Regions from separate parts of the Homo sapiens genome. Here region 1 is linked to region 2. The links are chromatin contacts, found by Hi-C or POLR2A ChIA-PET in ENCODE. All regions are on one chromosome and are shown on one strand. Each heading gives the region's core, a stretch centred on a gene start or an enhancer-like site at or near the end of the contact. The rest is flanking DNA. Distances are from core to core; before and after follow the strand shown.

Region 1 (6,910 bases), core at 4,130-6,629, 2.3 Mb before region 2:
AGCTATGGAGTCCCTAAGCCGTTTTATGAGACAAAACTAGAAAGTGTATGTTGTTTTTGGTCAAGAGCCCAAAGTGCTGAAGATATTAATTGAGGTAAGACCCACGTTCAAGAGAAGTGAAGCCAGGTCTTGCTCCCTTCATCAGTGATGCCTACATCCCTTCTCAGTTCCACACACCCCTGCTCTGTGCTTTCATTTGAAGGGATCATAATACTTGCAGCATGAAGGAACACGGATTCTGCTTTGTGACTTCCCTGCTCTTCATAAAAATGTATCAGCTACCTGTATTTATAAGAATGTTGGGAGGGGAGTAGCGGAGCCAGGGAAACAACTGAGTAACTTTAAATCTTTTCAGGAAATATACCACAAGAAATAGACAGATTTTGTAAATGCTTCCACATCATTTCTCTCACCTGAAAATAAGACATGCACACCGAAAAATCAATCATATCTGAAAGCAATCACTTTTTATAATAAGAAAAATATACCTTGTAATCCACTCCCCCAATTATTTTCCGAACCAGTTTAAATGTTAAGGCCCAAAGCTGTGTTCTTTCCCACTCAAGAGTGTCAGAGTTTATCAGGGATTCACAAACCAGCCTATAAAAAAAGAAATAGCCATTCCAGTTACAAGACAGAATTTTCCAAGTTCTCTAATAGCCGCCAATATGGTTTGGCTGTGTACTCACACAAATCTCATCTTGAATTGTAGTTCCCATAATCCCCACGTGTCATGAGAAAAACCATTTAAATCATGAGGGACAGTTCCCCCAATACTGTTCTCATGATAGTGAGTTAGTTCTCACAAGATCTAATGGTTTTATATGGGGATTCCCCCTTCACTGGGCACTCATTCTCTCTCCCACCACCCTGTGATGAGGTGCCTTTTGCCATTATTCTAAGTTTCCTGAGGCCTCCCTAGCCATGCCAAACTGTGAGTCAATTAAACCTCTTTCCTTTATAAGTTACCCAGTCTCGGGTATATCTTTGTTAGCAGCATCAGACAGACTAATACAGCCATAGTCTGTGCACTGTATTATATTTATCCTCACAAGTGTCTTTCATAAAAGTGATTACTAAGCACACTTATAAATCTGTGTAGTATTTTACATTTTTTACTTGTATGAAAGATCAAAAACAAAGTAAGAATGAAATAATATTCATTATGTTATATTTTACTAGAAAGAAGTCTATCTAAAGCTTTCGGTTAGATGTTTACCATCTATCACCTTGTGGTACACTGGATTTTTCCAACAGGATGGCAACAAGATTTTTGATCCCACATCTTCTTCTGAAATGTGACACTGACATTTCTCCCAAGGAGAGGTAGGGGGAAAGTCTACGTTCTCACTCCTTAGATCTGGGCAGACCTAAGACTATGGCCAAAAGGATGCAGTATGACTTCCAAGAAGACAAGGTGATACAATTTCTGCCTAGCCCTCTTTTGCACACTTGCTGTTAGGCTCCACCATGAGGTGAGAAAGTCTAGGCCACAAGGTGAGGGCCTGCGGAGGTTCTGGCTAATAATCCCAGCTGAGGTTCCAGATGACAGCCAGGAATCAACCACCAGATATCTGAGTGGGGAAGCTTTTGCCATGCTCCAGCCCTAGCCACATTGATCACAATCATTATGACCTTGAGTAAAAAGTGTCTCCTAAGCCGAGTCAACCACTAAAACCATGAATAATTTTAAAACCTGAGTATTACTGTTTTAAGCCATAAGGTGTTGAGGTTGTGCAGCAAAAGTAAAGGGTTACAAACTAATTAAAGTGATTAATTTCAGCCCCTGGGCAGAAACATCTGGTTTTGAGCCCACAAGCATTACCTAATTCAAAGACTATTACTCCTAGAAACTAAAACCTGAGGTATTATATAAAGGATTACTTGATAAACCTCACCTTCTTCTTCATTCTCTTACCTTTTTACAACAACAACCTCAACCAATTTCCAATCACATATAGAAAAGAAAATTCTTCAGATTGCTCATACCCATTAAACGTACCTGGGTGGAAGGAGACCAGTCTCAACTGCCATTGCTAAGCAGTCATAAAGAAAAGAAATTCTTTTAGGACTATGCTGACCATGAATAAACTTAACAATCCACTGGATACACTGTTCATGAGACTCCTGGAAAATGAGAGAATGATTTTACTTGGGGTCTAAAGTTACATTTTTATAACCAATAGCTAATACTACAACTGGAAGTATACCAATACTATGAAAGAAATACTTCACTATGAGCATCTGTGGATGAAAATAATTTTTAAAAAAAGCAAAATTAAAAAATTCAGATTTAGTATTTGTCACATTAAGCTTAACATTTTGTAATTACATAGATAAAATGCTACCATTTTTATTACATGGGAACTTCAAAAGTAGTAATTAATTAGTTAACATATTAACGGTCAATAGAAAACTCTTAACACAGATTGTTGTAAGGCATTGTAAACAGTGCCCTTTATGGCATATATAAATATTACTGTCACTGGGGGTAAAATTCATTATGGATCAGTATGTATCAGGCTTAGGAGAATTAGGTGTGAATCCAATCCCTAAGATCCCAAACAAGAGCCCATTATGAATCCAATGACATGTCACATTTCTAGACTGGCAAAACTTTAAATACGATGTCAAAATGTTGTGCCCGTATCAAAGTTTGTCTTCTAGGATTATCTCCAAAAAGAGCCTATAATGTTCTGCTTCTCTCCACAACCACTGTTCTCATACATACTTCTATTGTGGCACATATAACAATGATTTGGAAATACCTATTTTCTTCCTGGTCTCTCCATTAGAGGGCCACATCATAATTCATAAAGTGTTTAATGAATTTTTTTTTAAATTTTGGAAAGATATTCAACATCACTGAGAGAAATGCAAAATAAAATTATACTGAGATAAAATTTCTCATGTTTTTGATTGGCAAAGATCAAAAAGCTTAACACTCTATTGTGAGGTTATAAGAAAAAGATACTCTCAGCCGGGCGCGGTGGCTCATGCCTGTAATCCCAGCACTTTGGGAGGCCGAGGTGGGCAGATCATGAGGTCGGGAGATCGAGACCAACCTGGCTAACACGATGAAACCCCGTCTCTACTAAAAATACAAAAAATGAGCCGGGCGTGATAGCAGGTGCCTGTAGTCCCAGCTACTCGGGAGGCTGAGGCAGGAGAACGGCGTGAACCCGAGAGGCAGAGGTTGCAGTGAGCCAAGATCACGCCACTGCACTCTAGCCTGGGCGACAGAGTGAGACTCTGTCTCCAAAAAAAAAAAAAAAAAAGAAAAGAAAAAGATAATCTCAAACACTGCTGGTGGAAGCATAAACTAGTATAACCCTTATGGAAAATTTAATAATTTCTATAAAAATTACAAACTGATAAGGCTTTTGACTCAGCAATACTATTTCTAGGAATTTATCCTATTTTTCATGCATAATATTATTCATCACAGCATTGGTTAAATTAGAAAAAGTAAGAAGAAACTTAGAAGACAGTAGAAGATTGGTTAAAAGGAGGAAGGTACAGCCATACAATGGAATATTATGCTGCTATTTAAAAAAAAAAGTAAGAAAGGAAGGAACAAGTAACGCTTGGACTGATAGGGAATTACCTGTAGATTATTATTAGGAGAAAAAAAGTGCTAATTAATGAACAGTGTACATGGTATATGATCATGCTATAAAAGTGTTTCTATATGCATAAAATACTTCTAGAAGAAAACATAACCTGAGGATATTGGCTACAGACAGAAAAAATAACAGGTAAGAGAAGAGAAAGAGACTAGTTATTGGATCCACCCTTTTATACCTGTGCATTTTGAACCATATAAATGTATTACCTATTAGAAAACAACTAAACAAAAAGGTTAAAACATGACTGTATTGGCATTATATGATCCATGTCTGAGTGGCAAATCTTATCACCAGTGGCTGACACGCAAACAGTTCTCATTTCCCTACCTATAGTGTACCATGAGAAGGTAAGGCACTACTGCAATGTGAGCTCTTCGAGGATGACACATTTTTGTCTTTTTCACGGATACATTTTCTGGTAGCTGTTCTTTGTTACTTTTACAGTTTGTCTCCTCATTTTTACTATAATATTTTCCTATCCTTATTATAGAATCTTGGTATTCCTATTGTAGCATCTTTGTATCAATGCTGTGCCAATTCCTTTATTTAGCAGAAAAATGGAATTTGTATCCTTGACAAGTAAAGCTTAACATATCTGTTTTCAAGTGTACCAAATAAATCCGAATAGGATGAAAATGATCTCAATTAATCTAACATAGGGGAGGTTTTTTTTTTTAAACATCTCACACTGTGCAGTATCAACTTGACTTCTCAACACAGGTTTTCCACTGAAATATACAAATTAAAACAAATGGAAGCCAGAATAAAAAATGATAACAATTTTATTTCTCCCTTCTCAGGAAGATCTTAAGAGCAGCATGAAAGTAAATGTTAAAAGAAAAAAAAAAAAAAAAAGAAGAGGCCAAAAATCATCAGCTGAATGTATTAAAAATGAAGCGCTCACCTGAGAAAGACCACCCCAAAACTGTCTGAAGGCCCCCAAACAGCTAATTAGTTTTGTTTTCTCATCTTCAGGAGTATCCATAAACATGCTAAAAAAATAAAAATTACATTATTTGTCATTCGTTTTAAAAAGGTAATTACACACAATCAGAATAGTGGATCTTATAACCTTCCAACACGAAACTAAGTAAAATCTGACAGACACAATCACATAAAAACACAAAACTCTGCCACGCATACACTCACCCAGGAAAAGCCTCTTCTATAACTTCCGTTTTCTGTAAAAAAAAAAAAAACAAAATGTAAACAATGTTAATTTTAAAAAGGCGCCTCCCTTAGCCAAGTATTACAATGTAACACAGGGCAAGTCACCTTAATCAGCTCTGAAACTATCAATACCTGTCTGGCCTGTCACTGTATCGATTTCAAAGGATACAATGAACTTGACAGCAGTTTGAGAATCACTAAACTTCCCCGCATACAACCTCGGTGTCAAAACAAGGGAATAAAAAGGGAGGCGTGAGAGGAGGTTGCCCAGGCCAGTTTCCTTGGTCGGCTGCCCCCGCGTCTCCCCGTCCCCAAGCCGTAGTCCTGGATGGCCGGCAGCTGCACTCACCACCACCTCTTCGAAAATGCTCTGCAGTTGCGTCTCCATCTGTACTATCACCCCCGCCTTTCCAGGGTGCCCGGCAAGGCCCGGATCAGACTCGAGCTCTGGGAATATAGGGGCAGAGGGGCGGAGACCTCTGGAGGAAACCGTAGCTCCTCGGCGTCGCTTCCTCCCCCAGCGCTTTACCTGGAGCGTTCCCTCCCGAGCCCAGCCAACAGCAGGAACCTGTACGGAAGACGGGAAGGGCCCGGTACGCGCCGTTTGCAAACCCCGCAGAAACCAGCGGCGCCACCAGAAGGTTCCGTCTGTGGAGAAGGGCGGCCCGCAAGCCGGACGAGAGCGCCCCCAAACGGAACCTTGAGCCCAAGGACCCCGGAGGCATCGTCGACCGCAGGCCGCCACCTCCCGGCTGGAGAAGGAGTTGCTTCCTGTTCGGGGCTAACCCGCTTGCAGACTGAGAAATGAAAAGTTTGGAACCCAGAAGCTGCAGCCTGCGGAAAATGCTGGAGCCGCAGCCGACACCAAGTTGATGTCTGTGAGCAGCTGACCTTCTGGACCTCCATCAGCGGCCTGCAGCCAGGAGCTGAAGCCACAGAGACGGTGTCTTCTCAGCTATGATAACCTCAGTGCAAATGTAATTGATTGACTTTTGAATGCCAAACCAATTTTGCTTCTATGGTATAAATGCTACTTGGTCATAATATATTATCCTTTTTAATATATTGCTAGATTCTATTTGCTATTATATTGTTGAGAGTATGTGTTTTTCTTCATATGCCACCATCATCACCAACCCCTAAAACATCTGTTATGTCTTGAATGATCAGCTTTCTTTGCCTCATAAAGAAAATTGTTGATGAGAGTCATAGACATCCAAAGGCCTTTCACTTCTTTGACGGTTGTGAAATGCCACAAACTGCTAAGCATGAACTACTCCTTTGTAGCTGCTAAGTGATGAGCTGATGACTCCCCATTCATGGTTTTGTTATACAAGTGTCTGACCTGGCATAAATTTAGTTTTCTAACAACTTTAATATGCACATGCAACCATGTTGTCCACACAATAGCTACTAAAAGCTGAAAAGAAATAATTCAGATTTCCTGCTGGAGAAAAACTTGAAAAGTTAGGCTTAGGGTATTGTTTGCTAGGGTTGCCATAACAAAATACCACAGACTGGGTGGCTTAAACAACAGAAATTTCTTTTCTTGTAATTCTGGAGGCTGGAAGTCTGAGGTTGAGGTTGATAGGGTTAGTTTCTATAGAGGCCTCTGTCCTTGGCTTGTAGATGACCTTCTTCTCCTTGTGTCTTCACATGGTCTTCCCTTTGTACATGTCTGTGTCGTAATTTTCTCTTCCTAGAAGGACATCAGTCAGGTTAGGGCCCATGTATCTACTCTAAAGAGCTTTAGCTTAGTTGAAGACATAGACATTTTAAACCATAATAGAGTGTGATATGTGCAATACTAGTGATGCTAATAAAGTGCCAGGGAGAAAAGGAGGAAATACAAATTTTTCTACAGAAAGGAATTTAGAAAGATACCTAGGGGAGTTTGCTTAGATTGCTGTGAACAGCATACTATAAACTGGGGGGTAATTTGAGTCTGAGCAAACTGAAAGCTGAGAATTCAGGCTTCTTGTTCCATCCTTGTCCTATCAGGATTTAGAGTGGGGGACTAAAGAGCCAACTGGAAACTCTGAGCAGCTGGGCAGGGCTTATCAACTTTGAGCATCTTTATAGTGTGTTCTGGGGACATTGTTTCTTGGAGA
Region 2 (6,900 bases), core at 1,114-3,613:
CCTGAATAATGGGTCACATTATAAGAGCAGTGAAGCCCATGGCCTTTGGTTAGAGGAATGGTGTATGGGATAATGTGATAGGTCTATTATTATTATTATTATTTTGTATAAATTTGGAAGTACAAGTACAGTTTTGATGCATTGATATGTTGCATAGTGGTTGAAATCTGGGCTTTTAGTGTTAACCATCACCGGAATAGTATAATAGGTCTATAATTAATAGGGAATAGTGCTTGCAGCAAAACCAAATCCCATTCCAGAATGTGGAACTAATGTAGGGAAGCAAACTATTGGCTGATCCATGACAAAAGGGAGTCTAAAGTAATTGACATTCCTGCTTCTAGGTATTTGGCTGGTCCCCTTGAAGGAGAATGCCTCGTAAGGACCTTAGAACTTGTCGCCATTGCTGTAACGTTGACTTTTCAGGAGTGGCAGTAGCCACTGGAATAGAGAGTCTCCCCTGCCGTTTCCTTGGCAAATCATGTTATTTTCCAGGCTAAAACTCCACTTTCCCTAGCACTTGGAAGAAAGTCCAAACTCCTTCTATGGTCTACAAGGCACTGAAAGTTCAAGACCTTAATTTCCCTCCAATTTCAATGACTGTCATTCTTCCTTTGCACTGTTTCCTGATGCCCTAGCCACACTAATACCCCAGCACAGCAAGTACTCAGCATATCTTGTTCCCTCTGACTGGAACACTCTACATACATTCTTCCCACTCCCATCCCTTTTAGAAATTGGCTGAGATGTTACCTCCTAAAAGTCCTCTCCCCACCACCACACAGACATTACTTTCTAACCCAGCTTCTTGTTCACTTTCTTTATTAAACCTGACCCAACTATAATCACTATCCCTTGAAAAATAAATTAGTACAGAAATGAAAACAAACTCCATCATTCTACGGAGCTTTCAAATGCTCGAATATGTTTCTGAACACTCAGAGGGGAAAGCAAAAAATCAAGAGGCATCCTTGGAGATCTCGTAAATAATAAAATACCTAAATGGTTGCCTACTGTCAAAACCCCAAGAATTCAGCCCACGTCTTCTCTTTTAAAAAGGCAGTGGCATTTTCATTTTTTTCATCTGATTCCCACCAATCAGAGGCCAGGTACCCATGAACCCGGCTCGGCGTGGTCTTTTAATAATTAAATCAGGGCTGCCATTGACCTCAACTAACGCCAGGGGCTTCTGACTGCAGCCGAGCTCTGGTGGAAAGGCCGATGCCGGCCTGAGAGTGGGAAACGTGGGGCCGGGAGCCGGGGGCTTCCGCGCGGCGTGGCGTGGCGTGGCGTGGCGTGGCGCCCTCAGGGCCGTTACGCGATTTTCGCTCCCGCGGGCAGCGCCTCTCAGGCCACTCCCGAGGGACCCCGAGGACGCACTCGGGCCCCAGGGCGACGGTTCAAACGGGCCATTGTGCGCCCCCGGGGTCCCCCGGCCCCTGCAGGGCTACTTGGGCGCAGAGCCGCGGAGGGTCTCCGTTCCTAGAGGTCCTCCTATCCCGGGCTGCCTGAGTCCTCGCCAGCATCCGCCCTCTCCCACTCCCATCCTTCCTGGATCCGCCTCTCGGTTCCCGAGGGACAGTCCCGACCGCAAACCCACGTAGAGTAAGGAATGTGGGACAGGCGACAGAAGTGGCATACGGTCCTGCGTTATCCCTCCGTCTCGCCACACCTTGTGTCTCCATCTCTCCCCACTTCCTTCCCTCCGTCTGTCATCTGTCATCCCCGGTCGCTCTAAGACCAGGATTCCAATTCGCCTAGTGAGGAATCTCACTAGGGGAATTTATCGCGACATCATAAATTAACGGGTTCATTTTGACTGAAAAAGCGAAGGACTTTTTTCAGGCAGAAAACAAGTCTCGTCTGGACGGTAAGGACTAGCTTTAGCAATTATATAATGGGGGGTGGGGAGGACCTTTTGTATAAATTTAATGAGCTGATGAGAAAGTTCTACGGTTTTGACAAAAAAGTCCACCTAAATATTCGACTGTATGCCAGAAATTACTACACGTTTAGATATCAACTAAAAATATACAAAGGATACACGGTGTTTTCAGAACCCTTTCAAGCGGTTCTTAAACAAAAAAGTCTAGTCCGATGCCCATTAGCGCCGCCCCCATCCCACCTCTTACCTCCCACCGAGCCCAGCGGGTGGGCAGGAGGGGCCTGATTTGGGGACCAGGAAGGAGGAAGGAAGGGTGGGGGCGGGGGACGGGGAAAGTGACGGGAGCAGTGAGAGCCGGAAATGAGTGGCTAGCGAGGCACCCAGGAGCGCCCTGTCCGGCGGCGCTCTAGCCCTCGCGCACTGTCTCTATGCTCCCCAGCGTCTAGTCTATTTATTGTCGCGGGGAAGCTGCGGCCGCCTCGCACCCGGAACAACAAAGCAAGGAAGACGGAGTCCGAGCCTCGGGGGCTCCTAGCAACGGGCCGGGGCGGGAGTTCCATGGAGACTGGGGAGCGCGCCCGTCTCATCCTCATCCTTGTCCTCCAGCTTCTCCTTCGCATCCGACGCAACCGGCAGCAGCGCTGCCGCCGCGTCCTCAGCCACCGCTCCCTCTTCCCACGGTAACCCCCTAGGCGACCCTGGGCACAGGGAGCGCGGGCGGCTGAGCGGCCTGAGCACCGGGTGCGGGGCGTCTGGGCGCGGGGTGGGCATGTGCGGAGCCCGGGCCAGACTTGGGGTGGGATGTGTGGGGGCGGGCGACTGGAGGGCAGCCGCTGAGGTGGGGGAAACCGGTCCGGTGGCCGAGGGAGGGCTCAGTTCTGAAGAGGACCGGGCGATATTTGGGGATCTCTTTAGGGATAACGGGTTGGGGGTGGGGCGTCCGTACCTGGGAGCGTTACCGAGCCTGGTGTAGGATAAGAAAAGAAGGGTTATCTTTCGTTTAAGCCACCACTGGGAAAGACGGGGAAAAGAGATTCCTCATCTGTCTCGGAGCCATCACCCAGGGGAAGAGGGACCGTGCAAAGATGCTAGGGGTCCGTTGCTTCTCAGAAAACTTACAGCGGCTTCTCTAATAGCTCCCAAAAAGCGGCTTCGTCGGTTTCTGATTCTGGCAATGCCGGCAGCCTCGCTTTATTTTATTATTATTTTTGACCAAAATTAGGATTGATGGAGAAGGATCTAGAACTGAAGAAGAGAAAATGAATTGTGGGTAGGGCTAAGCAGGGATGAGAGTCGGGATAAGTGATAAAAATAGCCAATAAAAGCCCTAAAAGTAAATCTAATAGGGCATGAGGGCTTAAAAAGAAAATCTCTCCTGCCGAGATGTGCATCTGCAGGCTCTGTCAATGTGCTCATTGCAATAAGACTCAAACTGCAGTCAATCCACATCTGTGAGCTCTCTGACTGCATCTGTCACCTGCAGTTCCAAAGCGACACTGGCAGTAAGTGCATGAGCTTCTGTATTTAGGGTTTAGAACAGTGCCTTAAAACTGTGACTTAAGAAAAGGGAGCAGGTTTGCGTGTGTGTGTGTAAGCAATGTGGATTCTCTGGGAAAATATAAAAAGAGACATAAGAAGGTTCAGCCATCCTGGCATAATTTCGCAGTCTCTTTGAGAAAATGGCAGTTCCTTCCTATTGAGAAGTGACTGTTAGCACTATCTGGTTGAAAGGATTATTCACAGTTTGGTATGCCCAGTGAAATATCAGTTTATGTTACCTCTTTAGTCTTACATCACAAGCTGCTTAATGGTTTTATACTTTACAAAATCATTTTGGGTGAGTAAATGAGGTTTTCCTGTAGCACAATGAAAAGGCCACATATACATACAAAGTTCTTTATGTAAAGTTGAAGATTAAAGATGAAAATAAAATTGATAAATCATAGGAGCAATTAGGTCAACCACAGCTTCTGTTTGTTCCCCACCCCTTTTGTTAAACCTGACTTCTCCTAAGCAAAAAGGTGTCATCCTTTCCCCAGCCTCCTCTTTACGTACCCTCTGCCCTCAAAATCAGTATCAGAAACTCTAGTGACCTATTACTATGTGCCCTTGATTGGGCTGGCTTGTTCCTGAATGAGGGCTAGCCAGAATATAGCTTCAACTCAGGCGTTTTCATCTTAAGCTTTTAATATGGAATTGAGGTCCAGTGTCTGTTAAAGGAATTTCATTCATGTGTAAAGAAGTGGACAGGATGCAAAGTGTGAACATTGGGAAACTTAAGTTGCATTTTAAGACATTAAGAAGAAAAAGATAGATTAATGAATCAAAGACTGTTGCTTAATCTTTGTAGCAGTTCTGTGAAGGATATACTGGGATAGCCATACTTGAGGCTGTGGATGTTGAGTCCTGGGGTTATCTTTGTGCATATGAGACTTGACGAAGTGTCCCTCAACCTCAGGGCTGCCATCAGACTCACTTGACCCAGATCTAGTTTGCCGTTGTCTGTCTCTTCATTGTTTGAGTGAGGGTCAAGCCCTAGCTTCCACCTTTATTAACAATGCAGTGTCTGCTTTCCCTGCTCTCCTCCGCCCCAATACTCCCAACTTTGGTGGTAGTTTAGTTACTGTCTTTTCTTAATCATGTCCCAATCAAAAATGATTTTTTATGCTGTATCATTTCCGTTTCTTACAGCATTTTCAACATGTGTCCTTCGCCTGCATGTGCATTTCATTAATGTGATTTTATCTGTTGCATTTTCCTTCTGTACCCTCCTCTTTATTTGGAAAATTGGAGTGGTCATGTTAGATGTTCTGTATTCATTCTGAGTAACTGTTGGTTGTGAATACAACAGGTTAAGAGCCTCTGCTGAAACTCAAGAGCTTCTATTAAAATAAGGTATATTAAAATTTTTGAACTTAGCAGAATGAAAGACGTTAGAAGTCCAAATGGTAATACTGTAATTGTAGACGGTCACTTTTTAAAAAAGTATTGTAGAGCCTGTTCTGTGTTTTAAATTGAACCTTAGATTTTCATGATTCTTATTCTAAAAAAATTATTCTTAAAATCAATCTTGACTGAAATTATATTCTGCCAAATTTGAGGGAACTACTTATAGTAATTTCCCCAAGTTATTCTTAACATAGAAAATTGTCACATCAGCATTTGTGTGGATGAACACATATAAAATGCAGAATTTGCTATGAAGTAGAACAAATATTTATGAAACATATAGCTGAATGTTTTTGGAGAGAGTTATTTCTTCTCATGGACATGGCACATTATTTAAAAAAATCAGAAAATACTGTATAATCTAGTTGAGTGAACATGAGGACTGTTTTTAGATGAAGGATACCAGTAATAACCTAGGTGATTGATTTCCTTCTGTTTCATCATAGACCATGTGATGAAATTATTGCTATAAAATATGAACGTTGCAGTTGATTTTTAGAAGAATTTATAGTAGAATGTTTCCACATTGTCTCTGAGTTAAAATCTCTGGTGTTTTCAAATTTTAGCTGTATTGTGACATTCGAACTAATAAAGATTCCCTGAAACTTAAATCCATTTTGTTGTGCCTTCTGTATGTCTGGTGCCGTGTCAGGTGTGCAAAGCTGGATGAGAGAGGTATTTCCCTTCAGGTGCTTTTTGTGCACTTGTAGGTAGCAGAGAAATGACATGTGTGTAATAAAACATGACAGACACAAATATGAATTTTAAATTCTTTATTACATACTGCCTGGTACTGTCACTATTGGTGAATGGACTTCATCATGCCTGCTAAACTAGAAGTTTCTTGAGGATCAGGAGTATGAGTAGCCATCATCATATTGTATGTCCCTGCCCTGTGTGTGTATTTTGAAGATTACGTTGTTAATAGAAGGAGATACATGTTTGTTTATTTCACTTCAAGAGCTTAGCTAGTGGATGAAGGAAACCTTTTTGAAATCTGATTCTTGATGCCTAAAATTTCAACTTTGTATTCTGGCTGTGGGCATGCAAATTACAAGCAGTGACACTTTCTCAAGCATGATTACAGCTTCTAACCAATTCAAACAATAAAGATAATGGTGGACTGCCTTCACTTGAGTAGACACGATATTTGCTCTTGTCACATGACTACCACTTTGGGAAATTTCAAAAGGATGAGAGACTGTATACGTATCTGAGGTTTTTCCAGGCTACATAGACAAATTTGATTTTTGTATTATTAACCAGTCAATCTTTTCTTTAGAAGACAGATGGAGTTTGTGTATTTGTGTAGTTGTGAAAAAGCAAGATTCTGGAAGTATGTCTTTAGTGGAAAGGAATCAGGTCACATCAGAAATTCTACTTGTCTGTGACTAAAGGGTGATAAAATAGAGAATTTGGTTTAAATGGCTGGTTTTGTGGGTTGAAGCATGCTATGGATCCCATTAAATGTTTTTAAAAAAAAACTCAATAGGGTGATTTCTGGGGTAGTGGAGATGTGCCTTTGTGTGGGAGTCAATAATGAAAATGTTTAAAATTTCACCAAAAAGTACAGCACAGAAGTTTGGCTGTTGGTTACTTTCACCATCCATTAATAAAAAATACTGAAAACCAGACGGTGTGTTAAGGACAGAGTTTTCTTAGGACATATGTGGATGATTTCAGCATTGAATTGTGCTTAGCACAAGATAGACATCTGTGTGTAGACATTGGCCCATGGTATGTTTTTGTTTTTTAACTCACTAGGTGAGAACTTAAGTCTTACTTAAAAGCAGTAAAAAAATTTGTTTCCATTAATAAAATGGTTCCAAAGAATCAGGTGTTAACGTTCCCGCTCCTGATAAATTACAAGTATTTTCACTGTGAGACAGAAGAGTTTTGATCAGAATCAGTTACGTTTTCTTGAGATTGGGATTGGTACAACACTTAAAGAGTACGGACTCTGGATGCAGGCAGCCTGTGTTCAGCATCATGGCTGTGCTTTTAATTAATGGCATGGCCTTAAATATTAAATAGCTTTCTCACTGCCCTGAGCCCCAGTTTCCTCA

Evidence for each region. Hi-C counts contacts between places; a loop is a spot of excess contacts on that map. ChIA-PET counts read pairs that join two places held with the same protein, here RNA polymerase II (POLR2A). Pooled maps may share reads with other maps.
Region 1: a loop to region 2 is called in a map of B cell, with 23 times the contacts of the local background. The contact joins the promoter of MED23 here to the promoter of TBPL1 in region 2. A Hi-C loop is called at or near these places in 2 of 168 maps with a recorded cell type or tissue (B cell and naive thymus-derived CD4-positive, alpha-beta T cell), 5 of 37 single-sample maps with no recorded cell type and 16 of 50 pooled maps. POLR2A ChIA-PET finds 5 or more read pairs at or near these places in 1 of 52 experiments (activated B cell).

Annotation. Positions count from the first base shown.
Region 1 is chr6:131,622,863-131,629,772 of GRCh38, forward strand. MED23 (mediator complex subunit 23) reads right to left here and starts at 5,380. Exons shown (of 29, transcript NM_004830.4): 1 at 5,149-5,380; 2 at 4,779-4,810; 3 at 4,534-4,621; 4 at 2,003-2,127; 5 at 489-600. The coding sequence starts at 5,187. RefSeq lists enhancers at 5,020-5,069, 5,200-5,369.
Region 2 is chr6:133,950,861-133,957,760 of GRCh38, forward strand. It overlaps TBPL1 (TATA-box binding protein like 1), which reads left to right and starts at 2,364. Exons shown (of 7, transcript NM_004865.4): 1 at 2,364-2,565. LOC128092253 (umcharacterized LOC128092253) reads left to right here and starts at 2,444. Exons shown (of 2, transcript NM_001414965.1): 1 at 2,444-2,565. The coding sequence starts at 2,444. RefSeq lists a silencer at 1,362-1,471.